Linked DNA regions of Homo sapiens: region 2 is linked to region 1. A link is a loop called in an ENCODE intact Hi-C map of the cell type or tissue named here. Cell type or tissue: heart left ventricle. All regions are shown on one strand. Links, peaks and the distances in the headings refer to the core of each region. The heading gives the core; the rest is flanking DNA. Region 1 has its middle 170 kb from the start of CTBP2. Region 2 overlaps ZRANB1 (zinc finger RANBP2-type containing 1).

Region 1 (8,717 bases), core at 3,126-5,625:
AACAGCTCAGGCACAATTGCTCTGCTCACTTCGACCTTTCAGTTTTGTGTTCTCCCCCTTTCATCCTCTTCCCCCAATCTTTTGGAAGAATCAAGTGAAAAGGGTGTCTATGTAGATCTCTCCACCGCCATTGGAGACTTGATCCATTGCTCCTGATCTGTAGATATTCTCTAAAGCCTGACTCATTCAAAGTAAATTTGGGGAAAGCTCACCTGAGTTGATGATATGTTTTGGCTGTGTCCCCACCCAAATCTCACCTTGCATTGTAATAATCTCTGCGTGTCAAGGGCAGGTTCAGGTGGAGAAAATTGAATCATGAGGGCGGTTTCCCCCATACTGTTGTCATGGTAGTAAATAAGTCTCATGAGTTCTGATGGTTCTAAAAATGAGAGATCCCCTGCACAAGCCCTCTTGCCTGCCGCCATGTAAGATGTCTCTTTGCTCTTCCTTCATCTTCTGCCATGATAGTGAGGCCTCCCCAGCCATGTGAAACTGTAAGTCCATTAAATCTCTTCCCCCATAAATCCCTTTATAAATAACCAGTCTCTGGTATGTCTTTAGTAGCTGCGTAAGAACAGACTAACACAGTTGGTGAAATGCCTGTGTTGAGAACCATGTTCGAAGTTCCTTGCACAACCAGGTTTCCCCATTCTCAGGAAGGGAGGATCGGCAGACGTTCAGGCTGGACCTATTTTAACTTAATTCTCTATAATTGGTAGATGGGTTGTCTGCAGAAAAGGATGACTAGGGGTTTTCAAATGGAATGATCTTCTCTGTAGGTTAAACATTTACCTTCTGCTTTGCAAACACAGTTAATTTGCTGGTTGAACTCCCTTCCCTCATGCAGAGTGTGGAGGTAAATTCCTCTCTGAATTTCTAGTGAGTGCAGTCCAAGTGCTGGAGGGTGAGGGTGAGAAGTTGGGTTAGAATCTGGTGGAGGGGACAATTGATCCCAGCCAGCAAAGGCGATGGGAAACAGGCAGAACCTGTAGCCCAGCTCATCTCTGTGGTCGCCTGCATGGCACCAGGAAAACAGGTGAGTAAAGCCCTTTCAAACCTTTAGAGCCCAATGGGGATATCAAGGTCCCCCAGGAAAGAATCCCCATATTCTGGGGCACATGGTTTCAGGCTCACTGAAAATCCCATGGACAATAAATGTCAATATGAATATATAAATTACGCTTTTTAATTTTTAGATTTACATGACTGTTCTTTTATACTTAAATGTCTAACTGAATTTCGCCATGAAGAATTCATTGAAGGCTCAGTGGACTCACTAGCCCTCCTCATTTGTGGAACTGGGAGAAGGTTCCATGGCATTCTCATCCTTCCAGCCTCTCTTCCCTTGGTCAGGGATTGCAAACTCACTGCCTTCGGGGCCCAGGCAGGTGTCCCAAATAAATGAGCTCAGTGGAGGGTGGGCCTGTGGCCAACTGAGGCCCTCAGCTCCCAGACAAGGGAAACGTGACTTGCAGATCCTTGCCCGTGGGAAACAGGCCCAGTGTACTGGTGGCCAGATCTTGTGATTTTAGTAACACAAGATGGATTTTTCCTTGAAATCAGCAGAAAAACACTGACAGATGAAACAAAACGTGCCTGTGGTCGCTGCTGGGCTGCCAGGTTGGGGGAGGGAGCTGGGGTCTGGATTCGAGTCCTCTCAAGCCTCTGGCTGTGGGATGTTGGCCAAGTCACGTCCTTTCCTGGGCTTATTCTCCTTATCTGGAGAGTCATGACTCTGGAAGATTCCATCTCTAAGATGTTGTTTCATTTCAGGACTCTGAACCCCAGTATGCAGTGTGACATATACTCTACTAGGAGGTCAAAAATTGATGTTGAATTAATGAAAGAAGGAATTATTCATCTGGACTTCTTTGCAAAATTAACATGGGAAGAAAGTCTCAGATAAGCCCTTCCTTTTTCTGAGCAAATTCTTTACTGTTTTCTAAATTTTCCTTTGGTGCTCTTTGCTCCCTAGACTTTGGCTTCTTTATTTCCATTAAACCCCAGATTTTGGAAAAGCAGACTCTCAGACTCCACAGCGGAGCTCCGGAATGCTGCCCCAGGTTGGGCTGGATGCAACTTTCTTTGCCAAAGCTTCTGTGGTGGTCCTGATGCACTCCCATGGTCAAAGGTCACCCACCTGAAGACCTGCACCCTTCCACATCCGCTGAGCATGAATCTCCATGAGAGCAGGACTCCACTGAAGCAGAAATCCAGAGCCAAGAAGGACACAGAGTTTCTGGGGATGGCATTAGCCCAGGGCCCTGTTCATTGTTTTGTGGATGTAGAAACCAAAGCCAGAAGGACAGGTGACTTGCTCAGGGGCATCCAGTCCAGGAGATCACATGGCACCTGTACCTTCTTACAGAATCCCCAACCTGTGCAAAGGAAGTCAGCCCTGATGGGGTAGGATTCTAAAGATGTTATAGATTAAGCTGGGTTTTCCCTGGCATCCATGGAATTGCAGAATTTTTAAACTGAAGGGACCTCAGGAAGAAGGACAACTGGGAAAAAGGAGTCACCTATCCTGTACCACCTACCCCCCTGAGCACTTTATTTCACTTAACTTCAGATTAAATGAAGCATTATTATTTCATGTTTCCAATGAGAGAATGAAGGTTCAGGTGATGAAGGTAAATTCCCCAAGATCATATAACATGGAAGTTGGAGAGCTAGGACTCAAACTCACAATCTTCTGGCTTCAAGTCACCATTCCCTGAGAGGAATCTAGAGACAGTCTATCTACCAGGTTCATTTTCTTTACTTGCTAGGTGAACAAATGTGGCCTGCAGAGCTCAATGGCTTCACCAAGGTCAAGAGTGAGTGAATGCCATGGCTGGGGCTGCTCTGGTCCATGTGTTTTCCATGCCAGAGGGTGGCCTCCTAGAGTTCTTTGGTGATGCCTCTAGCTCTGGATGACACCAGGCTGGTGGAGGCAGATCCAATGGACCAGGGATGGAGACCTTCATGCCACTGCTCCCTCTTCATGGCATCCAGAGCTCCAGGAGTCCCTTTGGATCAGACCAAGCCACAGCCACCTTCCAGAAGGAGCCACTGGGGTGGCCATCAAAGGCTTGGGACACACAAGCTTGGGGCAGTGGTCCAGGGGTAAAGGCCTCCAGTCTTAGGGCCTTCCCCTCCTCATGGCCCCTGGGCCTCTCTTCTTACCTTGGGGTGCTGGCTTTTCCTTTGCTGGTTAGACCTGTGGCCCAGGGACTTCACTCAGGGCCACCCCAAGGGAGGAATGATGAGGGTGACCCAGTTCCTCATTGCCGGCCTCTCCACCCTCCACCGTCTGCCTTGCTCTGTAACATTTCTGTGAGCTTCCAGCACACACCAGCAGCCAGCCCATCTTCTGATTAGTTTCAGCCTGGTAAGTCCTTCCTGCCGCTGAACCACCTGTCTCCCGAGAGGACCTACAGCCAACGCCTCCCACACCAGATGGCCACCCCCTCCTGCCCCTCCATAGTGTTCCAGCCAAGGCCAGGCCAGGCATGGACAGAAGAGGACCTGAGCGACTGCAGCCAAGGTCAAAGTGGCCATCTGGACACAGGTATCAGCAGTGTGGAGGGGCTGCCCCAGAAATGGCTTTAGCGGGGGAGATGTTTCTCAGGCATTCAGCTCTTGGTTTTCTATTGGTCTCCCTTCAAAATTGCTTGGGCAGGTGGGCAGAGCACCTGATGGATGCCTTCAGCAGCACCTACTCGGTCAGGGTGGGTCTTCCCTCAGTAACCACTGCAGGCAAACAATCCCATTTCTTTTTCAGTGAGAAGCTTGAGCACCAGGGACCCCTGCCTCTGCTTATTCAAGGCCTATGAGGCATGATGCTCAAGTCCGCAGTCAGCAAACTTCCTGTTCACCCCACAGCTCCTCTTCCCCAGATGCTACCCACCCCCATCTTGAGTTCTGAATATTTTCCAGTGCCATCATACCTAAAGACTTCCTTTTAGCTATTCGATTTGCCCTCCCATGGTGAGTCAGTCAAATTAAAATGTGGGGCTACGTTATTGTACCGAAATATTTACAAAATAGAAAACTGAAGAGGAAACCATGCTTTGTTTTCTGAACAGTTGGAAACCTAAACAGACTTCTTTTCAATTCTCTTATTTTTCCACGTGTACATAAGAAGGCCATTGAGATGGCCTGGCAAGAAGGTTTAGACCAGACCCTCTCCCTTCAGATCCTATTGGTAGGTTATATATTCTGAATTTTTTTTCTTAAAAAAACAAAAAGCCAGAAAACCTCACTGCATTCTGTGTTTCTAAGCCAGCACAACCCATTTCTTATTCTAAGCAAGTGAAGAAACATTTGTCTTCAAGGCCAAGATGTCAGTGTTAAAAAACTGTTTTAGAAAAGAAAATGCAAACCCATAACTCCAAGCCTGGGCAAGGACAGCTACATGCATTAGCTAATGCATAATTGCAGATATTTATTCCCTGCTTTTGCGTTATGCTTTTATTCCCCCCAACAGGAGCTCCAAGTGAAATATTAATAATATTACTACTGTAATATTATTACACATTATTACCCCCACAATGGTAGCTTCAGAAGGGCATCTTTGTTTTCATTCCAATGTGACCTACATTGGATTCATTTTTTCAAAATGGCACCAGAAATGTCTTATCCATTTCCTCAGTAACTGGTGAAATGGAACAAATAAGACCGATCATTTTCTTCTATGAGAGATACGTTTGAGTAAAGCAATCTTGTGCCTATGGGGGATGGTGGGGGTAATTGGCGTAAGTGAATTAAAAGTTGGACTTGCAGTTCTATTGGACTTCAGACAAACATCTATGCTGATTGAACACTGATTTGCTGGCATTCCTCAAATCACAGTTCTGCCATCTCAGCATCCCAACTCTTGCAATCTTTTCCATGTGCTTCTTTATGGATGGGCAAATCACCTGACCGTAGCTGCCTGGAACCAAGCTGGCATTGCAGTTTTGCCATTCTTATTCAGTGTCATCTGATGCCTGCCGTCACTTGCCAGCCTCATTTACACATTGCCAATTCTAGGGGGGAAAATCAAATCTAATTTGAGCACCATTTTATCTGCTTATTTTACCCACAGATGTGAGTCCATTTTTCTGCAGATTATATAAGTATTTAAGTTTTCATTCCAACTGTTTGTCAGCACTTACTACAACAGACAACCAACTAGACAACCCCCACACTGCCAGAAATACCTTTGCGTGAACCTTATTATCAAAAATAGAATGCAATCAAGACCGGTGGAGGTTACAGTAAAGTCACCAAAAATGACTCAAATGTCCCTCTAGGCTAGCTCCTATGTTCTGAAAATATGTGGTGGGTGGAACGAGTCTTTTATGTTCCCAGATTTGGCTCCTCCAAGTGAAATATTAATATTATTACTACTGTTGCATTTGGCAATATGAAGAAGCTTCCAGTAATAAGCTGAACAGACAAAGACATCTGTATTCATGGCAGGTTTTCAGAACCACAATTTATGTGGTAATGTAGATGTGAGTCCCCGGGCACAAAAGTTGATCAGGGAGTTACTGAAACCCTTGAGGATAACTCACTGACTCAAAGGAAGAATCACTGGGGAAAGTGAATAAAGTGAATGTCAGCAAAACGTTGTCCTGTGAATCAGGACTCAGTTACTCTTTCTGGCTGGATGATCTCAGATGCAAATGACTTACTGTGGGTATCCACGAGGTCAATGGATAGAAATATGACATTTCGTAGGTGCAAAGAATATGTCTCTGAGTACATGCAGTTTTAGTCTGATGAATGCCTATGGTTTTCTGGTGGGCTTTGTGAAGTGGGTTGCCTTGTGGTATTGGAGCTTACACTCCCCAAGGGTTTCAATAACTTCCTGATCACTGGAAGCTTCTTCATGTTGTCAAATGCAATAGTAGTAGTATTATTAATATTTCATTTGGAGGAGCCAAAATTAGGAACATAGAAGGCTCATTCCACCCACCACACACTTTTAAAACCTATGAGCTAGCTCAGAGGGACATTTGGGTAATTTTTGGTGACTTTACTGTAACCTCCGCTGGTCTTGATTGCATTCTATTTTTGATAATGAGGTCCATGCAAAGGTATTTCTGGCACTGTGGGGGTTGTCTAGTTGGTTGTCTGTTGCAGTAAGTGCTGACAGACAGAAAGATGGGAAAGTGATGATTGTAGTGGCCTTTCTTGGAGGGAGACCAAGAGGAAGACTGATTAAAGACTGGCAGAGAGAGGAGCAGTGTGGGAGCAGCCCCTGCCCAATGGGCTTTGGTGGCCTAGAGCCATAAGAAGGTCCTCCCACCTCACCCTGCCACAATAGTAACCTTTAGGAAATTTAAGCTGCCCTGAACCCCATGCCCCCAGCTTGTCACATCCAAAAGGTAAGTACATAAGCTGAAGTTTGTGGTTCAGGTTTAAAACAGAGGCAGAAACCGTGGGGGTGGGTGGGGGAGAAGGTGAGGGTTGAGTTTAAAACCTGAAGGGCTCTAGAAGGAGAGGGTTCTGGTGTGCAGAGGGCATGCAGGGGAAGAGGACTGCCACCTCTCCACTCTGCATAACCCCAGGAAGCCTGGAAAATGGAGGCTCTTTGGGTAGAACCATCCTGGGTTCTCTTCATCCTCTTTACCACGTAAGTCACCAAGACGAATGAGGCAAGAAACCTCTGTGCTCCTCAGATGAAGCTTCTATCTGCTGATGGCATTGTTATTCTCATCTATGGATGAGGTGTCTGGGTGAGGGAATTTCTTCTGGATAAGAAGACATCCTTCTTTTAGGGTCATTTGGGGTTTGTGCAGAGGTAATCCACTAAACAGAATTCTGGGCTCAGGAATGGTTTCCCTCCCATGAAATGCTTAAATCTTGAGGTTTGCTAGCTCCTGATGGCTGGCTCCTTCCAACTCCCTGGCTCCCAGGCCTGCTACTGGAGCTCTGGAGGACTGCACTGTCTCTCTACAGCAAGAGTTGGCAATCTTCTTCTGGAAAGGGCCAGATAGCAAATATTTTCAGCTTTGCGGGCCAATGTCAGTAGCACCTACTCAAATCTGCTGTTATTGTGTGAAAGTGGCCACAGACAATACATGAACGAGTGGACAGAGGGCAGTAGTTTGCTGACTTCTGGTCCAGGTGATGTTGGTTGGTCAACTGGGTCAGGCAATAAATCCTCCATTTATTTAACAGATGTTTACTATTCATCTGCTCATTACCAGACACATTTCTAGGTGTTTGGGATACATCAGAGAACAACACAGATGAAGGTCCCTACAGCTCTGCACTCTTGTAGCTTACATTTTAGTTGGGGGGATGGACAGGCCTATGTGATGATAACCTGCTATGCGTCTATTCTCCATCCTTCTCCACCCTGCTTCAGAGATGCTCATGCCCCTTGTGGCCCATATGGATAGCATCTTCCCATTGGGTCCATCCTCCAACATCATGCCCCCAACGTTTTCCCACTGGGTCCAGCCAATGAGAGGCACAGACAGGGGCATTTTTATTTCTCTTTCTTATCAAATACTCAGTCCATTATACCAATTTAAATGTATATCAGTATGTTAATACTATAGCTACATACATACTGTGTTACTAAGCAGCATAGTTGTTCTCAAAAGACTCTATTGGAGGCCTGAGGAGCTGAATGCTTGAGCATGGAGTTGGACTGACTTGGGTGTTAAAGTTACTTCACTTCTTGGAGCTTCCATTTTCTCACCTGTGAAATGAAAATAATAGTAAAACTGCCAACCTCATAGGGTTGCCATTAGGATTAAGTGTAATAACACAGGGAATGTACAGGACACAGTACTTGTCCTGTAGCCTGGCTCATAGAAGAGCCTCAATGAATGGTAGTGACAATCAGTATGTAACGCATGGTATGGTGTAGGTCATGTTGGTGGGTTACATTCATTATTGTGCCTACTCTTAACACATCCTTTTGTATTATGAGTACAGTAGGCCCAAGGGCAGCTGTAAGAAAAGAGATTCAGTTGGCTTTGGTGCAAATGTGTCTTGTATTGATCCCTAAAGGGGCCATTAGAAAAATCTGACTCCCCTTCCTGGGAAAAATCCCAAGCAGATTCCCACAGCCCACCAATCCTGAGACAACTCCTCTCATCTTGACTCCTCTTTTTAATTGCTGCGTGGGTGCCAGACCAAGGACCATTTTTGTGGTGGATAGTGTCATCTGCTGTATGTGGAAGGAGAAATGGCACAAGTGAGAATAGATACATGGATTTCTACACACTGGTCAATGACCTTGGCAACTCGTTGGGACTGGAAGAAAAAAGACAGAAAAATAAGAGACAAGGAAGGCTGGTGTGGACAAGTGTGAGCGGGCAGAGTGCTGAAGATTTTTGAATCGCATATTAATGCCCACCGGAAACATGTATTGTAGATAAAGAACTGGAAAACAAGGTAGACAAATGACTTGGCTAGTTGACATTAACCACACTTCATCATTGGCCACCCAGAAGCAACAGTATAGGTGCGTGAATAGAGGGACCATGGTGGCAGAAGTGGAGGCTATGCATGAGCTCAACAGCACGGACTCGACTTAACAAGATCATTCTAGCTATTGCTTCCTCTGAATGTCCAGCCTGCAGCCACAGAGACCCACATGGAACCTCTGGTATGGCACTACTTCTAGAAGAGACCAGACACTTGGAGGCAAGTCAGCTTCTTTGGGCCCTGGCGTTCTGGAATAGCCAATGGTTCATCCTCAAAGGGAGACATTATTCCAGGTATGG
Region 2 (2,500 bases), core at 1-2,500, 340 kb before region 1:
TTTTTATAAGAAGTATTATTTGACCACTTCAGGTATACATTCAATACTGGGTAAAAATTTCAGACCTATCTCAGGAACACAGAAATATTTGGTGTCCTGATAAGCACTTTCTAGACTATTGATGTGGCCAGGAATTTGGAAAGACGACACACGCACGCGCGCGCGCGCACACACACACACACACACACACACACACACAGTTTTTTCCTTCCCTGTGATGAAAAAGGCTGTGAAAACCTTAAAGTATTTGCTTGCTTCTTGTTTTGTTTAGTTGATAATGAAATGTGTACAACCTCAAATTTGCTGCCAGAATACTAAAAATAGAAAAATACCCACAAAACTGTCATGTCTTTAGTTCTTTCCCCCCGAAAACTCAGTAAAAAGGTGTTCCCAGGATGAAAAGATCATTTTTTGCTGCATGCTAAATCTTGCAGGAAAAATGATTTTTTAGTACGATTCTGTAGAAATGAATCTTTGATATAATGTAAATGCTGCTGTTTGTTTCAAGTGGTGAATGTGTTGTTAAAAATTGGCTGTTTGCTTTCATTTTGGCCAATAAGTAATCAAGTTTGTAGAAAATGTTAGCATTCTGACTACTTAGCATCTGTAGTAATTTCTCTATGTATAGGGATAATTTTTTAGTGGGCAGAGATCCTGTTCTAGTTGCCTGTTAAGCAAAATCTGCCCTCCCAATTGAAAAAGCCAAAGAGAATTGTTAGAGGGAAAAGCATGTAGCCATTGCAGTCTGCATTGCAGCCAGCGTTGTCCAGAGTACACGCTCAGCACTTAGCTTCTACTGTGTGTTGTGGTCTGGTGAGTGTTGTTTCCCCTGAGCGCTCTATTATTTATTTATTTATTATCAATCAGTGACCCTGACCACATAGTGTGATAGGTGCAGCATTCTTCCCTGTGGGAAAGAATTAAAGATGGTTCCATTTCCTAGGCTACAGACAGGAATGGGGCTCTAAATGGTTTTCATAGACTGGCTGTTAAAGGCCAAAAATTTTGGTAAATCAATGCTATATTATGCTCTTGAACTATTAAAACAGCCATAATTATTGTCCCAAGATAGAATATAGTCCTTTTTCAAAGATGATTATACGTGGCTAGGTGACAGACATTAATGACTGACTCTGGAGAGTAAGTCATACCTGCACTCTGTGGACTTGATGGTTCTTTTTCTAGAGCAAACAGAGCGTGGCATTTTGTTTTGACTTGTTCTTCCTTGGGGTCAAATTTATATATATATATATAAATTTTTGTTTGGGCGACCAAGATCTAATAATTAAAACCCAGGTGGACCATGGATTCAGACCTGCCTTTTTATGTTTTTGACTCTTAGGTTCATCGTGTCCCAGACTTCTTCACATATTCGTGAAGGTAAGATATTCTGTGTGCGCTTGGCCTCCTTTTCACGCATATTTCATTGCCTCTTTGATGAGTGGTTACGAAGACGTTAAACTACCTTTTTGTTCCCTGGGGTAATAGGTCAGTAACTATGAGCGCCGTCTCTCTCCATGTGAGCTTGTGTTAATAGACACTTTTATGGTAGAGTTGGGATGGGGCCACCACCTTAAAATGAGTGAGCAGACAAGGCCAGGCAAGCCAAAGGCTTTAAGACACCATGATTTTCTTGTTTTGTTTTAATTGGGAAGGGAAGTATAAGGAAGAGCTCAGAGGGAGTTTCATACCTGGAATTGTTGGACTTAATTGACACTTGCAAATACTTTTAGTATAAAGGTTTAATTCTATTTAAAAAGAAGATCCATTAAATCAAGCTCTTAACTCATGGGACTATTTGCAACACTTCTTTGTAAATATCATTTTGTTTGTTAGGTTATTGGCAAAACAGTTTCAAGGTTCACTTCCCTCCCTTGAACCAGGTCCAGGTCATTTTGCTTTGGGGTAGATTAAAGTCAGAACTCTAAAAGTTGAGCAACTTTGTTTTTTTTTGAATTGATTTAGCACTAACCCACCATTGCATCTTAAGGATGGCATGACGTGATAATGATGGACTTGTGTGAGGTTTTGATTTTTCAATTAAACTTTTTGTTATCACAGGTAATTAATTGTCAGCGGTCTTGAGTCTGGTTATGGAACCCTGTAGTAACAAGAGCTGGAAATTGGCTAATTGACAATGCAATTGCCTTAAACATCTCAAGTAGAGAACATTTACATTAGTGAGATGTACTTGAATTTCAGAACTTAACAAATTTTAATTACTTTTTATTGAAAACTGCACTGAACGCTAAATGTCCACCTTTACAATAAACAAATACAGTAACGGTAACTCACACTAAAACAAAACATACTTCTGATAGCCATTATTTTTCTGTTTGGGACAATTTTAAAGTTTTTCTTTTGTCACAAAAACAGGAATGTACCTATACAAAGGCTCAAAATAGGCCATCTTTTTAAACAAAAAGGCAATGATTCACAAAAGACTATGAATAGAACATGTAACTAGTTGATACAAATCTAATAGGATTTGTTAAAATCA

Evidence for each region. Hi-C counts contacts between places; a loop is a spot of excess contacts. Peaks named below come from ENCODE experiments on the same cell type or tissue, not always from the same donor. Only the 100,000 strongest peaks of a DNase experiment are listed, where the experiment ranks them.
Region 2: a loop joins it to region 1, with 6 times the contacts of the local background. A loop is called at or near these places in 15 of 110 quality-filtered maps.

The regions. Positions count from the first base shown.
Region 1 is chr10:125,327,825-125,336,541 of GRCh38, forward strand. No RefSeq gene overlaps it. Among named protein-coding and RNA genes, the nearest start is that of CTBP2, 170 kb to the left of the region's middle. In heart left ventricle, for the core only: no CTCF peak of the experiment used is centred there; no DNase peak of the experiment used is centred there; H3K27ac peaks cover 906 bases.
Region 2 is chr10:124,986,125-124,988,624 of GRCh38, forward strand. ZRANB1 (zinc finger RANBP2-type containing 1) reads left to right here. Exons shown (of 9, transcript NM_017580.3): 9 at 1-2,065. It overlaps CTBP2 (C-terminal binding protein 2), which reads right to left. Exons shown (of 11, transcript NM_001329.4): 11 at 1-2,500. Among named protein-coding and RNA genes, the nearest start is that of ZRANB1, 45 kb to the left of the region's middle. In heart left ventricle, for the core only: no CTCF peak of the experiment used is centred there; no DNase peak of the experiment used is centred there.